Linked DNA regions of Homo sapiens: regions 1 and 3 are each linked to region 2. Evidence: chromatin contacts called from ENCODE Hi-C or POLR2A ChIA-PET data. All regions are on one chromosome and are shown on one strand. The core of a region is the stretch at or near the end of the contact, and the rest is flanking DNA. Distances in the headings are between cores, read along the strand shown. Region 1 holds the start of PTOV1 (PTOV1 extended AT-hook containing adaptor protein). Region 2 holds the start of SNRNP70 (small nuclear ribonucleoprotein U1 subunit 70). Region 3 holds the start of AKT1S1 (AKT1 substrate 1).

What was found. A loop is a pair of places that touch in the nucleus more often than their neighbours do. ChIA-PET counts read pairs that join two places held with the same protein, here RNA polymerase II (POLR2A). Pooled maps may share reads with other maps.
Region 1: a pooled map shows a loop between it and region 2 (5-fold over the local background). The contact joins the promoter of PTOV1 here to the promoter of SNRNP70 in region 2. A Hi-C loop is called at or near these places in 6 of 50 pooled maps. POLR2A ChIA-PET finds 5 or more read pairs at or near these places in 2 of 52 experiments (GM12878 and activated CD4-positive, alpha-beta T cell).
Region 3: a loop to region 2 is called in a map of B cell, with 23 times the contacts of the local background. The contact joins the promoter of AKT1S1 here to the promoter of SNRNP70 in region 2. A Hi-C loop is called at or near these places in 1 of 168 maps with a recorded cell type or tissue (B cell) and 6 of 50 pooled maps. POLR2A ChIA-PET finds 5 or more read pairs at or near these places in 1 of 52 experiments (GM12878).

The regions. Positions count from the first base shown.
Region 1 is chr19:49,847,543-49,852,408 of GRCh38, reverse strand. PTOV1 (PTOV1 extended AT-hook containing adaptor protein) reads right to left here and starts at 1,250. Exons shown (of 12, transcript NM_001394010.1): 1 at 910-1,250. The coding sequence starts at 1,080. It overlaps PTOV1-AS1 (PTOV1 antisense RNA 1), which reads left to right and starts at 733. Exons shown (of 4, transcript NR_040037.1): 1 at 733-841. RefSeq lists silencers at 1,052-1,341, 1,782-1,861 and enhancers at 1,442-1,551, 3,353-3,432.
Region 2 is chr19:49,082,555-49,087,143 of GRCh38, reverse strand. It overlaps SNRNP70 (small nuclear ribonucleoprotein U1 subunit 70), which reads right to left and starts at 1,693. Exons shown (of 10, transcript NM_003089.6): 1 at 1,508-1,693; 2 at 583-739. The coding sequence starts at 729. RefSeq lists enhancers at 1,508-1,597, 1,948-2,017.
Region 3 is chr19:49,876,105-49,880,968 of GRCh38, reverse strand. AKT1S1 (AKT1 substrate 1) reads left to right here and starts at 3,614. Exons shown (of 5, transcript NM_001098633.4): 1 at 3,614-3,732. It overlaps TBC1D17 (TBC1 domain family member 17), which reads right to left and starts at 3,267. Exons shown (of 17, transcript NM_024682.3): 1 at 3,225-3,267; 2 at 2,728-2,826; 3 at 2,397-2,471; 4 at 567-690. The coding sequence starts at 3,245. RefSeq lists a silencer at 2,781-3,070 and enhancers at 2,114-3,073, 3,291-3,630, 3,811-4,450, 4,034-4,864.

The DNA.
Region 1 (4,866 bases), core at 1-2,500, 770 kb before region 2:
AACTAGATGCGAATGCTGCAGGAAGGGGCGAAGGCAGTGGAGTGAAGGGGTACGTTTAAGTTGTGGGAGGTGATCTAAGTCTCGGTATCCATGTTTATGACCCCAGGAAGCCTGTTTAAGGTTTCAGTAGGGCTGCCACAGCTCTGTGCCATCCACACCGCTGAGGCAGTGTATTTAAGAAGCGGACCCGAGCGCGAACCCAGGGGAAATCTCACATCGGGGCAAGCGTGTGCACGGTGCAAAGTCGCGATGTGCGGTTTTACAGCCCCAGGTAAACCTTACGGTTTCTGAAAAGCATGTGCATCTTTTGGGTCCGGAGAAGCGTGTGCAGCCCAAAGTACCTGCGAAGCTGAATGTTTACGTTTAAGGTCTGGGCTCACGGCAGTCCATCAAAGCATCCCACATGTGGGCGCGGGCGCGTATTCTAGGTGCGCACTCCACGGGCACGGAGCGGCCGCCAGGGGAGAACGCCCACGGGTGCGACATCTGGGGGCGCTGGTACAAAGCGCGGGCCCCTCCCTCGCCGCTGTCCCCCAAAACCGCCCCCATTTCCAGGTTTCCTGCCCGGAGAGCGAGCAACTCTCCAATAGGAAAAACAAGCGAGCGTGCCGGCTGCCTGTCTGCCGCCCCCAGCCCGCGTTTAAATCGGGCCGCGGAGTCAGCAGTAATATGAGCCCGCCCCGCCCCCGTCCCCCAACCCCCCACCCCGGCCCGAACGCGCAACAAAGGGGAGAGCGCGGCGCGAACCACCGGGTGCTCCACGGGGGAACCCGGCCCCGGGCGGGACCACCCTTCGGGCCACAGGGGACACCCCGGAGCGGCGGGGGCTGCGGACAAAGGCGTGAGCCCGGGATAGGGGCTGGGGGGGCGGGGCCGTGGAAGGCTCTGGAAAAAGGGCGGGGGGCTCACCATGGGAGGGGCCGAGCGGGCCCGGATCCGCGGAGGCTGCGGGCCTCGGGGGCTGGCAGGCCAGGAGCGCGAGCGGACGGCGCGCACCACGAGGGGCCGCGGAGGGCGGCCGCGACCCCCGAGGGGGCCCCCGGCGCCGGAGCGGTACGGGGCACGGCGCGGACGGACCATGGCGGGCGCGGGCCGAGCGGGCGGGGAGCTGCCGCGGGCCACAAGGGGGGCTGCGGGCTCCACCGACTGAGGGGCGCGGGCGCGGGCGCGCGGCTTCGGGGGAGACGGGCTGAGCCGTACCAAGCTCGGGGGACGCGCCGCCGGAGTGGGGTCGCCGCGGCCGAACCACTGAGGCGAGCGGGGGAGCCCGGCGCGTACCAAGCGCGTCCGAGGGGGCGTGGCCGGAGCGTACCAAGGCGGCGCGGGGGAGCGGGGCCCGGGCGGGAGCGGAGTGTGGGCTCGGCGGTCCTGCGGGCCTCTCCGGCGCGGGGGAGTCCTGGGAAGACGCGCGAGCCACAACTTCAGGGGGCGTGGCGGGAACGGGAGCCCCTACCGAATGGGGTGGCAGAAGAACGAAGGCGACACCAAGCTGGCCCCTTGCGGGGGTCGGGACGGCGGGAGACCTCATCCGGAGCCCTGGGCCCGCAGAGCCAGGAGACCGCGCCAAAATACATCAGGGAAGAGGGGAGGACGGAATAATGGGCCTGGGGACAAAGGAACCCACTGAAAGGGAACCCACTGAGGGTACGGATTGCACCCGAGCCTGAGACAGCTGAAGGTTTGCAGTCGGTGACGTGGCGAGGTGGGCAAGGGACTCCAACTCCCAGCGGGCCCCGCGCGGCCTGGGCGGGGCCAGCTGTCCCTGGAGGCTCCGCCCATTAGCCCCGGCGCCCAGGCTCCGCCCGCCGTCCCTGGCGACTCCAAGCTTCTCGCCACTCACGTCGCTCCCCGGCCTTCCGTGGATTCGCTCATTCGCTCTGCTAAAATGGAATGACTACTTACTAGTAGTTGTATAAGATTTTTCCCTCGATTTTTGTTCCTTAAACGTGGGTAATACCTAACCCTAGAGTGGTTATGGGGATCGAGCCCGAGGGGCTGTGCTTGACTGCTTGGCGCAGTCACTACTCAAATGTTAGCTTTTCTTTAAAAACAACAACAAAAATCTGTTATGAGTACCCTGTCCAGTTCTGTGCTCGGCGACGACCGAATCAGACCACGTCCCTCACAGGCCCCACGGTCCACTGGGGAGAGACATAATCACAGGCTGTGCTAAGTGTTAACTAGCGCACATCCACAGGGCGATGGGATATGACCATAGCGAGGTAAAGTTAGCAAGCAAGGGAAGTCAAGAAAACGACCTGTGAGCAACCTGCCATTCCAGATGGCTGGAAAAGTGTGCAAAGAGGACAGAACAGCAAAGACAAATCCTGAAAGTAGAAGGAATAAAAGGGAGCCAGTGTGGGCGGAGTCGAGTGAAGGTAGAGAGGAGAAATAGACACAGCTGTAGGAGGTTAGAGACGGAGTCCCTACTTCTGTTTCGGATGTTGACTAAACAATGTAGATAGATATTGATGTCATAGCCTGGAGAGAGAAATTCGGGAGTCATCAGTGTTTGAATGGAGACTGGATGAGCTCACAAAGAGACTGGGACACTCATCCCTTTAGCAGTCACGACAATGAGAAGCAACCAGCAAAGGACACGGAGGAGTGGCCAGTGAAATGGCAGAAGAACCCGTAGGCCTGTCCATGTTTTCCTGCCCAGGGGCTCCCGAGGGCTGACTGGAGCCCAGCCTTAAACCCCAAATCCAACCTGCATTGTGGCCAAACGGAGTCAGTGCTCCCTGAACACAAACTGCAAGTTAGTTATCAACAGGTACCTCCAATGCCCTGTCAATCACCCATGTGAGGACAACCTGGCAGCAGGAAGGAGAAAAAACAGGAGCTGCTTTAATCTCCCGGAATCCTCACTTCTCCCCATTCTTGTTGGTCCAAACCATCAAGATCTCTTGCCTGGGTGACGTCTCCTAACTCTTGCTGCCTTCTCTGTCACTACAATAATCAAAACCATCCAATGGCTTCCCAGTGCCTTTAGAATTAAATCCAAACTTGGTACTGTGGCCCCTGCTGCCGCCCCCCAAAAAATCTCTCTCCCATCCTTCCTGTTCTCTACCTGTTAATGCCTTCCCATCCCTCAGAACCCATCAGGACACACGTGAGTTTGAATGCCCTGAATTGTATAAGCATGGAGAGCGGTATACCAGGGTGTACTCCAGAGTGAGCAAAATGGGAACTCATGTCAGAAAGTGAAATGAAAATGTAGGCTGAAATTCTATCAGTAATACTGCAACAAAACTCTCTGAAACCATCTCACTTAACTCGGTCCACCAACTTGAAAGACACTTTCCTTTTCATCTGTGAAGCCCACTGCTGGGGCTAGCAGGCTACTATTATGACTAAGCAATTCCACTTCCATCTCTCAAGCTGTTTACTTCCTGAAAGGTAGCTGTTTGATCCAAACCTGTTTATGCCAGAAGTTCTTGTTTAATTTACTATCAAACTAATGAAATTAATGCAAGACAGTTGTTTATACACAAACCAGATTGCTTGCTTTGGAAAGACTAAAAGGGAGTTGTTAAAAGAAAAACATGCCAGGCGTGGTGGCTCACACCTGTAATTCTGCACTTTGGGAAGCCGAGGTGGGCAGATCACTTCAGGTCAGGAGTTCAAGACCAGTCTGGCCAACATGGTGAAACACCGTCTCCACTAAAAATACAAAAGTTAACCGGGCATGGTGGTGTATGCCTGTAGTCCCAGCTACTCTGGAGGCTAAGGCAGGAGAATCGATTGAACCCAGGGGGTGGAGGTTGCAGTGAGCTGAGATCTCACCACTGCAACTCCAGCCTGAGCAACAAAGCAAGACTCCATCTCTTAAAAAAAAAAAAATGCTGCCAAGTTAGGTACAAGTAAAGCAACTGTAAATTATTTAATGAAAAAGCTTATAAAAACCTAGGAAGACTCAGCCCCCAGTTTGTTTCATAAATGTCTTTAGGTTCTCAAGCCACTTAAAAAAATGACTCATTGTGGTTTGTGGGTGGAGCTTATACAAGAATGTGATGTTCTACTGGGCGCAGTGGCTCATGCCCGTAATCCCAACACATTGGGAGGCTGAGGTGGGAAGATTGCTTGAGCCCAGGAGCTCGAGACCAGCCTGGGCAACACAGTGAGACTCCCACCTCTACAAAAACAACAATAATTTTCTAGGCATGGTGGCATGCACCTGTGGTCCCAGCTACTCAGGAGGCTGAGGTGGGAGGATCTCTTGAGTCCAGGAGATTGAGGCTGTAGTGAGCCGTGTTCACACCACTGCACTTCAGTCCAAGTGACAAAGTGAGACCCTGTCTCAAAAACAAGAATGTAATGTCGTGTGCTAACTAGGAGACCAATACTGAAAGAAAGGGTCTTGGTCCTACGTACAAGAGATGTCTGTTTAAATGTTCTTGGTTAAAATAAGATGTTTAAAGTGTTAAGATGGCCGTTAGTGCTATTTGCCATATATTTCTAGCTCCACACTTGGCCAGCATTTGACCCCATTTAGCTTGAGTGCGGCCATGTGATTAATTTTGGCCAGTAAGGTGTGAGGCCATGTGATTACATCTGGCCAATGAGATATGAGCAGAAGTGACACATGTGAATTCAGCAAGAGCACATAATTGCTAATGGAAGACCAGACCCCTCTGCCTTTACTATGTCCATTGGCAACCTTCATGATCTGTCCGCACGGGCTCCAAGCTGACACTCAATACAGCACGAGTGACAAAATCCACCTTGGCTGTTTCAAGCCACTGCAATCTGGGGGTAATCTGGCCTTTCCTGATATACACAATTTTTTTTTCCCAAATAATCCCAGTTTAACCAACATTTGTTAAACCAATCAACTACCAAGTCTGAGTTTCCTAGAAGAACAAA
Region 2 (4,589 bases), core at 444-2,943:
CAGTGGCGCGATCTCGGCTCATTGCAACCTCCGCCTCCTGGGTTCAAGTGATTCCCGTGCCTCAGCCTCCCAAGTAGCTGGAATTACAGGCACCATGTCCGGCTAATTTTTGTTATTTTTAGCAGAGACGTGGTTTCACCATGTTGGCCAGGCTGGTCTTCAACTCCTCACCTCAAGTGATCCGCCTGCCTCGGTCTCCCAAAGTACTGGGATTACAGGCGTGAGCCACCGTACCGGGCCACAACCCCACTTAAAAAAAAAATTTTTTTTTTGAGAGACGAAGTCCTGCTCTGTCACCCAGGCCGGAGTATAGTGGCACAATCACAAAGCACTCCAGCCTCCGACTCCTGGGCTCAAGCAATCCTCCCACCTCAGCCTCCTGAGTAGCTGAGACTACAGACGCACTCGACCACACCCGACACCCGGCTCCAACCCCATTTAAAACAGAGAAACTGAGGATCACAAAGGTTAAGCCCCTCGCTTAAATCACGCAGCTGGCAAAATGGCCAGAAGCTGGACTCGCAAATCCAACCCGTTGCTCCCCAGAACCCAAACCATTCCTGGCCTGCTCAGTGAACTCACCTCAAACTCTCGAATGTACGGCGCAATGCCACAATAAGGTTGATTGTGGTGTTTTTCATGTGGCAGTTTCTCCAGGGGTGGCAGGTATGGAATAGGGTCACGGGGGGCAAAGAGGGCCAGAAGGTTGGGCGGCAGGAACTGGGTCATCTTGCCAAGTCTGAGAGCAGAAGCAGGACAGCCTTAGGTTAGATCGGGTCTGCACAGAGAAAGCCCCTGTTACTCCTTGACTCTCAAAATAAGAAAGACAGGAGAAAAGTCTCGGAATTAAAACAGGCTCTGTAAGGGCAGAGAACAGTCCTGTGTTGCGGAGAAAAGGGTACGTCTTGGTGGGGGTGGAGGTGAAAGGCCGGTAAAGAAAACAAAAATAACGGCTGGAAAAGGGTTCCTGAAGAGTGAAGTCTCAGAGTCCTCTGACACGAGCTGTGGGGCGGAGAGGTTCCCTGGGAATTTCTGGGGAAATCAAGGACCCGAGGAGGGAGGCCCAGAGCAGCTGTGGCTGCTCGTCCCGTGCCGTGGAGGGCAAATTACGAGATGCAGTTTGCAGGGTCCTGGGGATCGGAAGTTTCCAAGCAAAGAAAGAGAAACATAAGGAGCGAAGCCCCAAAACCAAGTGCTTGTGGGTAACAGACCTGGACCCCGCAAAAAGCGAAAGGAATTATGGGTAAGGGTCCAGGACAACATAGACAAACGAAAAAGAAAAAAGGCCACACACCGCAAGGGCCTGTGGGTAGGGAACCACGAGGGCGCTGTGGGAAGCGGGCGTGGGTGCCCAGAGATTTCGGGGTCCGGGAAAGGGATGCAGAAGGGACCTGTGGCGGGGACGCGGGAAAGGGGCCTGGCCGCGGGGAAGAGGACCGGGCCCACCGCTGGGGCTTCTGGGTAGCGGCCCCGCACCCCGTCGGGCCACTCAGTCACACTCACTCACCGCGTAGCGCCCTCCTCGCTCTGGCGTCTGTCCGGAGGCTCGCGGCGGCTGCGGCAGCCCCTCAGCAACAACAACTCCTGCTTCGGCTTCCACTCCGGGGGCGTCCACGTCCGTCTGATTCCGTCGCCCGCTAAGCGAGCGCACCAGGCCGCTGCTCAGCCACCCGCGCGGCCTCCGATAGCGACTGGAGCAGGGGGTGGGTCCCGGCCGCAAATCCCTCCGCCGTCCTCACTGCGCACGCGCCGTGCGGTGCCAACAACAACCCACACACTAGGACCCGGCGCTGCCGCGGGCACAGCGCACGCGCGAGGTCACTACCCCGCCTTTGGGCACCTTGAGTACCTCAGCCGCGGGGGGCTGGCTTCTGCACTGCGCGCGCGCGCTTGCCCCAAGCCGCCCCTCCACCTCCCGCTTTCCGCGCCGAACCGCCTATGTCCGCGAGACTCTCCCTGATGCTCCGCCCCTTTCCGATCACACTTCCCGGATCTTTCGCGCATGCGTTTTGCGTAGAGAACTGTAACGTACCTCTCCGCCGCCTAGCAAAGAGTCCCTAGGTGAACAGCCTGATTGCGTTGATGTCTAATCTATTCAATCAATAACTATTCATCGAGCATCTCGTGTGTGCTAGGCACTGTCTGGGCTTTGGGGGTACAGCACGTGATTAAAGCAAAGTCTTCTGCTGCTAGGGCTTACATTGTACTGGGAGAGACAATAAAAGCATTTAACTGAATAAAGATAATTTGAGGCCAGGCGCGGTGGATCACGCCTGTAATCCCAGAACTTTTGGGAGGCTGAGGCGGGCAGATCACCTGAGGTCAGGAGTGTGAGACCAACCTGACCAACATGGTGAAAGCCCGTCTCTACTAAAAATACAAAAATTAGCCGGGCGTGGCCGTGCGCGCCTGTAAGCCCGGTTACTCTGGAGGCTGAGGCGGGAGAATCGCTTGAACTCGGGAGGCGGAGGTTGCAGTGAGCCGAGGTCGTGCCATTGCACTCCAGCCTGGGCGACAGAGCGACTCCGTCTCAAAAGTAAATAAATAAATAAATAATAAAAGATAATTTGAGATAGTGGCCAGCATAATGAAGAACGATGGAGCAGAATAAAGGGATGGGAAGTGAGAGCGAGGCTGTTTTAGAAAGGGTGATAATGGAAGGCCCCTCTGAAGAGGTAACATTTGAATAAAGGACAGATAGAAGCGAGATCTGGGGTGGGGCCGGGGGGGCGGTGTTTAACAGTAAGTGCAAAGGTCCTGAACTGAGACCAGATGGCAGGAATCTCAGGTTGTTGGCCATGAGATCAGAGAGCTGGCACTTGTTATTTAGAGCCCTGTTCTTAAGTATTGTATCTTAAGTTTTGTGGATGGATTCAATAGCCTGTTTAATAACTACAGAAATTATTGCAAATTAAAATGACTAATTTTATGTTTCAAGAAAAAGGCCGAGTGCAGTGCTCACGCCTGTAATCCCAGCACTTTGGGAGGCCAAGGCGGGCAGATCACCTGAGGTCAATAGTTCGAGACCAGACTGATCAACATGGAGAAACCCCGTCTCTACTAAAAATACAAAATTAGCTGGGCATGGTGGCACATGCCTATAATCCCAGCTACTTGAGAGGCTGAGGCAGGAGAATCACTTGAACCTGGGAGGCAGAGGTTGTGGTGAGCCAAGATGGCACCATTGCACTCCAGCCTGGGAGACAAGAGCAAAACTCCGTCTCAAATAAAAAAAAGAAGTGGGAGGATCGTTTGAGCCGAGAAAGTTGAGGCTGCAGTGAGCCAAGATTGTGCCACTAGACTCCAGCCTGGGCGACAGAGCGAGACTCCGTCTCAAAAAAAAAAAAAAAAAAAGAAAGAAAAGGGCTGGGTGTGGTGGCTCACACCTGTAATCCCAGCACTTTGGGAGGCCGAGGTGGGCGGATCACCTGAGGTCAGGAGTTCGAGACCAGCCTGGCCAACATGGTGAAATCCCATCTCTACTAAAAATACAAAAATTAGCTGGGAGTGGTGGCACGCACCTGTAATTCCAGCTACCTGGGAAGCTGAGGCAGGAGAATTGCTTGAACCCGGGAGGCAGAGATTGCACGACTGCACTCCAGCCTGGGCAACAGAGTGAGAATCTGTCTCAAAAAAACAAATAAAATAGGCCGGGTGTGGTGGCTCACACCTGTAATCCCAGCACTTTGGGAGGCCAAGGTAGGAGGATCCCTGAGATCAGGAGTTCAAGACCAGCCTGGGCAACATGGCGAAACCCCTTCTCTACTAAAAATACAAAAATTAGCTGGACATGGTGGCATGCACCTGTAATCCCAGCTACTTTGAAGGCTAAGGCAGGAGAATCGCTTGAATCTGGGAGGTGGAGGTTGCAGTGAGCTGAGACTGTGCAACTGCACTCCAGCCTGGACAGAGCAAGACTCTATCTCAAAAAATAATAATGATGGCTGGGCACGGTGGCTCACACCTGTAATCCTGGCACTTTGGGAGGCTGAGGCAGGCAGATCATGAGGTCAAGAGATCGAGACCATCCTGGCCAACATGGTGAAACCCTGTCTCTACTAAAAATACAAAAATTAGCTGGGTATGGTGGCACGTGCCTGTTGTCCCAGCTACTTGGGAGGCTGAGGCAGGAGAATTGCTTGAACCCAGGAAGCAGAGGTTGCGGTGAGCCAGGATCGTGCCACTATACTCCAGCGTGGCAACAGAGCGAGACTTTGTCTCAAAACAACAACAATAAAAATAAAATAATAATAATAATAAAATAAAAGGGAGAAATCTGCCAAAGGAAAGGGACAATAGGCTTAACAGAAGTCTGAAACACAGCAGAGAAGACATTAAACTTTAAAGCTCTAGCCTGGCACAGTGGCTCACACCTGTCATCTCAGCACTTTGGGAGGCCGAGGTGGATGGATCACGAGGTCAGGAGTTCAAGACCAGCCTGGCCAAGATGGTGAAACCTCATCTCTACTAAAAATACAAAAATTAGCCAGGTGTGGTGGCAGGTGCCTGTAATCCCAGCTACTCAGGAGGCTGAGACAGAAGAATTGCTTGAACTCGGGAGGCGAAGGTTGTCGTGAGCCAAGATTGCA
Region 3 (4,864 bases), core at 2,365-4,864, 790 kb before region 2:
CCTCCAACCTTTCTTCACTCAAAATCCCACACTTGAGCTACAATGAAAGGCCAGCGGCTCCCTAAACACACGGGGGCCGCCTGCCTCTGGCTTGCACGGGCTGCTCTCTCTGCCAGAAGAGAAAACTCCCAAGAGTCCCTCAGTGCCAAGCTCCAGCATCACCTCTTCCTGGAAGGAATCTCCATTCCCCAGAGGGGTCACGTGCCTTCTCTGGATGTCCCCTGCACCCTGTGTGACCCCAGGATGGTGCAAATCACCCTAACTGGCTGCATCTGTCACCCCACCAGCCTCGAACCTCAGGGGCAGGCCTGGTGTGGGAGCACCCACAGCCAATCCGGGAGCCCAGTAGGATGAGCAAGGCTGCAGTCTCAGAGACACTGGCCATGTTGACCTGGGCTGGGACAGTCCTGTCTTCCCATTCACTTCCATGCTCCTGGGACTGGAAGGTGGTGACTGGTGGCCTTCTTGATTGTGGGCAGCAAAGCCCTTGGGACCGTGACCACTGAGGGCAAGATGTGTCCTACCTGGCCCACACGTGCTTCTCAAGGGCCGCCACCTCAGCCTACCTCTCGTGGGCTCTGAGTGGCAGAGCTGTGGCCGCACAGTGCTGATGACAGCCCAGTCAGGTTCATAGCCGGGGTCAAAGGTTGGTTCCTCCTCAGAAGCACATGAGTCACCCCCACTGGAGTCCTTAGGAGAGGAAAGGAGCAGACAGTAAGGGGCCATGGATTCAGATCTTAGCCTCGAGGCTACCCTGGAAGATAGCCCCATTGAATAAAGAGGGAAACTGAGGCACAAAGAAGGTACAGCAGGCCGGGTGCGGTGGCTCACGCCTGTAATCCCAGCACTTTGGGAGGCTGAGGCGGGCGGATCACCTGAGGTCGGGAGTTCGAGACCAGCCTGACCAATATGGAGAAACCTCGTTTCTACTAAAAAAATACAAAAAAATTAGCCAGGCATGGTGGCGCATGCCTGTAATCCCAGCTACTCGGGAGGGTGAGAAAGGAAAATCGCTTGAACCTGGGAGGCGGAGGTTGCAGTGAGCTGAGATGGCGCCATTGCACTCCAGCCTGGGCAACAAGAGCAAATTCTGTCTCATTAAAAAAAAAAAAAAAAAAAGAAAAAAGAAAGTACAGCACTTGCTCAGGGTCACCCAATGCAGCCAGAGAGCGAGCCAGGACTTGACCCCATGTCTCCCACTGCATGGGGAGGTCCATGCTACACAGCAGGTGGCTCTGCAGTCAGGCTGCGGAGTGCTCAATGGACACTGTTGTACTCACCAGGTAAATACAAACCAAAACCACAATAAGATACCACTTTGCACTCTTTTGAGACAGTGAGACTGTCAAAAAAAAAAAAAAAAAACAATAACAACAACAAAAAAAACACACTACATTTCCCAGGTTTCTTTGCAGCTGGAATCCAGGACACAGGACAAATTCTACCAACCAGATGCAGGCCAACCTGGAAAGCGGAAGTGATGTAACGCAACTTCCTGGTGCCTTGGCTGTGTTTGGCTGTGGAGCAAGGTGGAGAGTCATCTTCATCTTCATCTTCATCCTCCTGCCCTGGGGCAGCGCAGGTGGTCAGCTCAGCCTTCCAGTGTCTCGTCACTAGCTCTGTGGGTGCCGACTGACTTCCGGCCCCTGGGTGGAACTCATCAGCTCCAATGGAGGTCTCATTCCCCACTAAAGAACCCCCCTACAGAGGCATCCAACTTCTCCGTGTGCCTTGAAGGTTGTTCTGCTGTCCCTGAAATACCTTCTTGTCCTTTCATATCCTGGGAGTCCCAGCTCAAATGTCTGCTCTCCCAGGAAGCGTTGGGGATCTGGAATCAGACTGTCTGGGTGCAAAAAGTTCCAACACTTCCTAGCGTTTTCGACCTCATCTATCAGTTTCTCAAAAAGTGAGTAAGGGTCAGGGCTTAGGTGGGTCTGGATCTGACTTATCTCTGGGTCTCAGAATTGCCCAGGACGGGGTCCAGCCATGGGAAGTCCCAGGAGACATAACGAAGGGAAAGCCGGGAGCAGTGACGAAGTGGGTGAGTAGGCTGTCAGGCCCTGTCCTCTGGCACCAGAGGAAATGCCATTTCCCTTCAAGCAACTCGAATCCACATCTTGCACCCTGGCAGGGATCTCCCAAGAAGCAAAGGGAGAGAGGGGTCAGCCGTCCCCACGACCGTGCGTCTTATGCTCCCTGCTCTTTTTCCTTGAATGGGCATCCTCTGCCCATTTCACAGAGAGGAGCAAAAGGAGAGGCAGAGTACCCAAGCCTAAACAGGGTCACACATGCCCCACGAGTAGGTCTGGGATTGTACGCAGGTCCCTCAAATGACTTACAACAGCACGGACCTAGAAAAAAAGCGAGTGGAGAAGGGCAAAGCGGGTGGAGCCTACCTTCTTGGAGAAGAGGATTTGGGTGGAATCTCCAGCCTCCTCTACAGGAGCCCAGTGCAGGAGGACGTCATTGTCCTAGGGTAAGGAGGGAGGCGGGGTTAGAGGCGCTCCCCAAACCACATTCCCAAAACTTTCCGTTGCAAATTTCCAAACTTTCCCAGTTTCTACCCTCAGCCTTTCAAAGTCCCGCCCCTCATTCCAGTTCCCACACCCAGCCTTCTTCAGGTCCCACTGCTGACCGCCAGACCAAACTCCTACAGCTGCCGCCTGCATCCCAGACCGCCTGCATCCCGCTCGGAGCGGGTCCGAGCCCTGCTCCCTCCCAGCGCACCTTTTCCACGACACGGATGACACCAGCGATGAGAGAGTCTCGGTCCTGATACTTCTTAGCGCTGGTGTGCAGGTACACTCCGCCCTTCTCAAACACCACCTGAGTTGGGGGGAACCAGCGAGGGCTGGGGCCCAAGCGAGGGGACCAGCCTGGGGAGCCAATAGGGACGGGCCCAGGGAGGAGCCACCCTCAGGGGGCGGGGCCGGGAGGGCCATTGCCCCGGGACCAAGGCGGGGAGAATGGTCCAGCCCGCGTTCGGATGCTGACGTGCGTTCCACAGGGGGCAGGGCTCAAGGAGTCGCCTGAGCCGGGGGGGCGGGGCCATGGGAGGTTCTTCCCTGGGGCGGTGGACGGGAGGGTGACGGCGCGTTTATAAGAGATCGGTGTTTGCCAAGGCCGTGCCGGATTCTCGAGAGCCAAGGCCTGAGAGAAGAGCTGATCACTAGACGGGGCGTTTCGCATACACTGAAGCGAGGGAATGCGTCCTCAGTGCTTACCCTGTAGCCGGCTCCTTCCATAGTCGCCGCCGAAGGCCCCACTGCCCCGCCTCCTCCTTTTCCTAGTCAGCGTGTTGTCACTTCCGGAGAAAACAGTTCCCCTCCGGGCCGGACAGTGGTAGCGGCCCGACCCGTTCTAGAGAAGGAGCGGGTGAAACCATTTTTCAGAAGGGGGTTATTCCACTGGAACCTCGAGGGTGGATCGGAGTCACGTGGCGCAGACGCTGAAGGTGGATCCGGCTACGGAGAGTGCGCAGGCGCAGTGTTCGCCCTCTCGCCACGAAGTAAACAAGTGGGAGGGTCTGAGAGCTGCACCACCTGGGGCAAGCACGCCTTGAAACGCCCACTTCCTTCTCCATATTGTATACTGGAATTGAAGCCAAGGAGGTACCATTTTGCTCGAGGGCATGGCCTAAGCCGGTCAGCTAAGGCCATGTTAATACGGGGCTGTCCCATCTCTCTGCGGGGCGCGACAGCTGGAAGAGCCGAACGGATAAGAGAAGAGGAGGTGAGAGGAGCTGTACACCACAAGAGGCACTGAGGGACTCAGGATAACGGGATGAAGCCGTCAGTGCCCCCAGAAACGAAGCGGCCCCGGACGAATTTCTGAGTCACCGTCGCGAGAAAGCGGGCTGAGCCGCCATTTTGAAGCCTGGCAAACCGAAGCAAGAAATGCTGCCGTGTTGGATCTTTGCCAGCCTTCGTGCCGAATGGGAGCAGGTTGGAGGGAGGGAGAGCCAATATACACTATGGGCTGATTAAGCCCGGTTGGCTGCCATGTTGTTAACGAGCACCGATTTCCTCTACTTTTGTCGAAGAAGTTTATTGTGGGTCAGGGACGTCAGGTCGCTTGCCTTCGTTTACTGTGGTCATGATTGAGCATATGAGGACGGCCATTATTGTTGGGGGCAAATGGAAATGCTCTAGGCGGGGCCATTTTTCTTAGGGGCAAGCTGTCGTCACCCTTGTCAACTGGTTCGGATGAAGCCCCTGTGGCCGCCATCTTGATCTCGGGCGGCCCCGATAAGGGAGGCGGAGTGTGCGGAGAGGAGGCGGGGCAACTGCGCGGACGTGACGCAAGGCGCCGCCATGTCTTTTGAGGGCGGTGACGGCGCCGGGCCGGCCATGCTGGCTACGGGCACGTGAGTGGAGGCGGCGTTGTTAACCGCGGTGTGGGGAGGATTTGGCCGTCCTGAGGCAGCGGGGCGCTGGGAGGGCGAGCGGCTCACGGGAGGGGTATGGCCTGCACAGATCAGAGGGCAGAGGTCTGCCAGCGATCCTTTGCTGAGCGCTGGAAGGGGGTCGCCCGTGGGAATCGTCCTGTCAGACCTGAGGCAAATCGTAGACAGTCTCACCTTGCGGTTCCAGAGCGCCTGGGATCTCTACCTGGGCCGTGGACCACGTCCACGGGGTCGGGGGATGGTTTGGGGGGCCTCGGGGCGCCCCTCACCCGTCCAAAGGCGGGACTTCCGGTCCTGGCCTCCGTCTGGGCGGGATTTCCTGTTTTCTTCCTAGACCAGTGGGTCCTCCCTGGACCCCGGGCGAGGTTGGGAGGTCTCGGGGCAGCTGAGCGTGGCCCCAGGCGCTCACCCCATGGCTACCGCGTTCATGCTCAGGTTCCTCACATCTTGGGGTGTGGG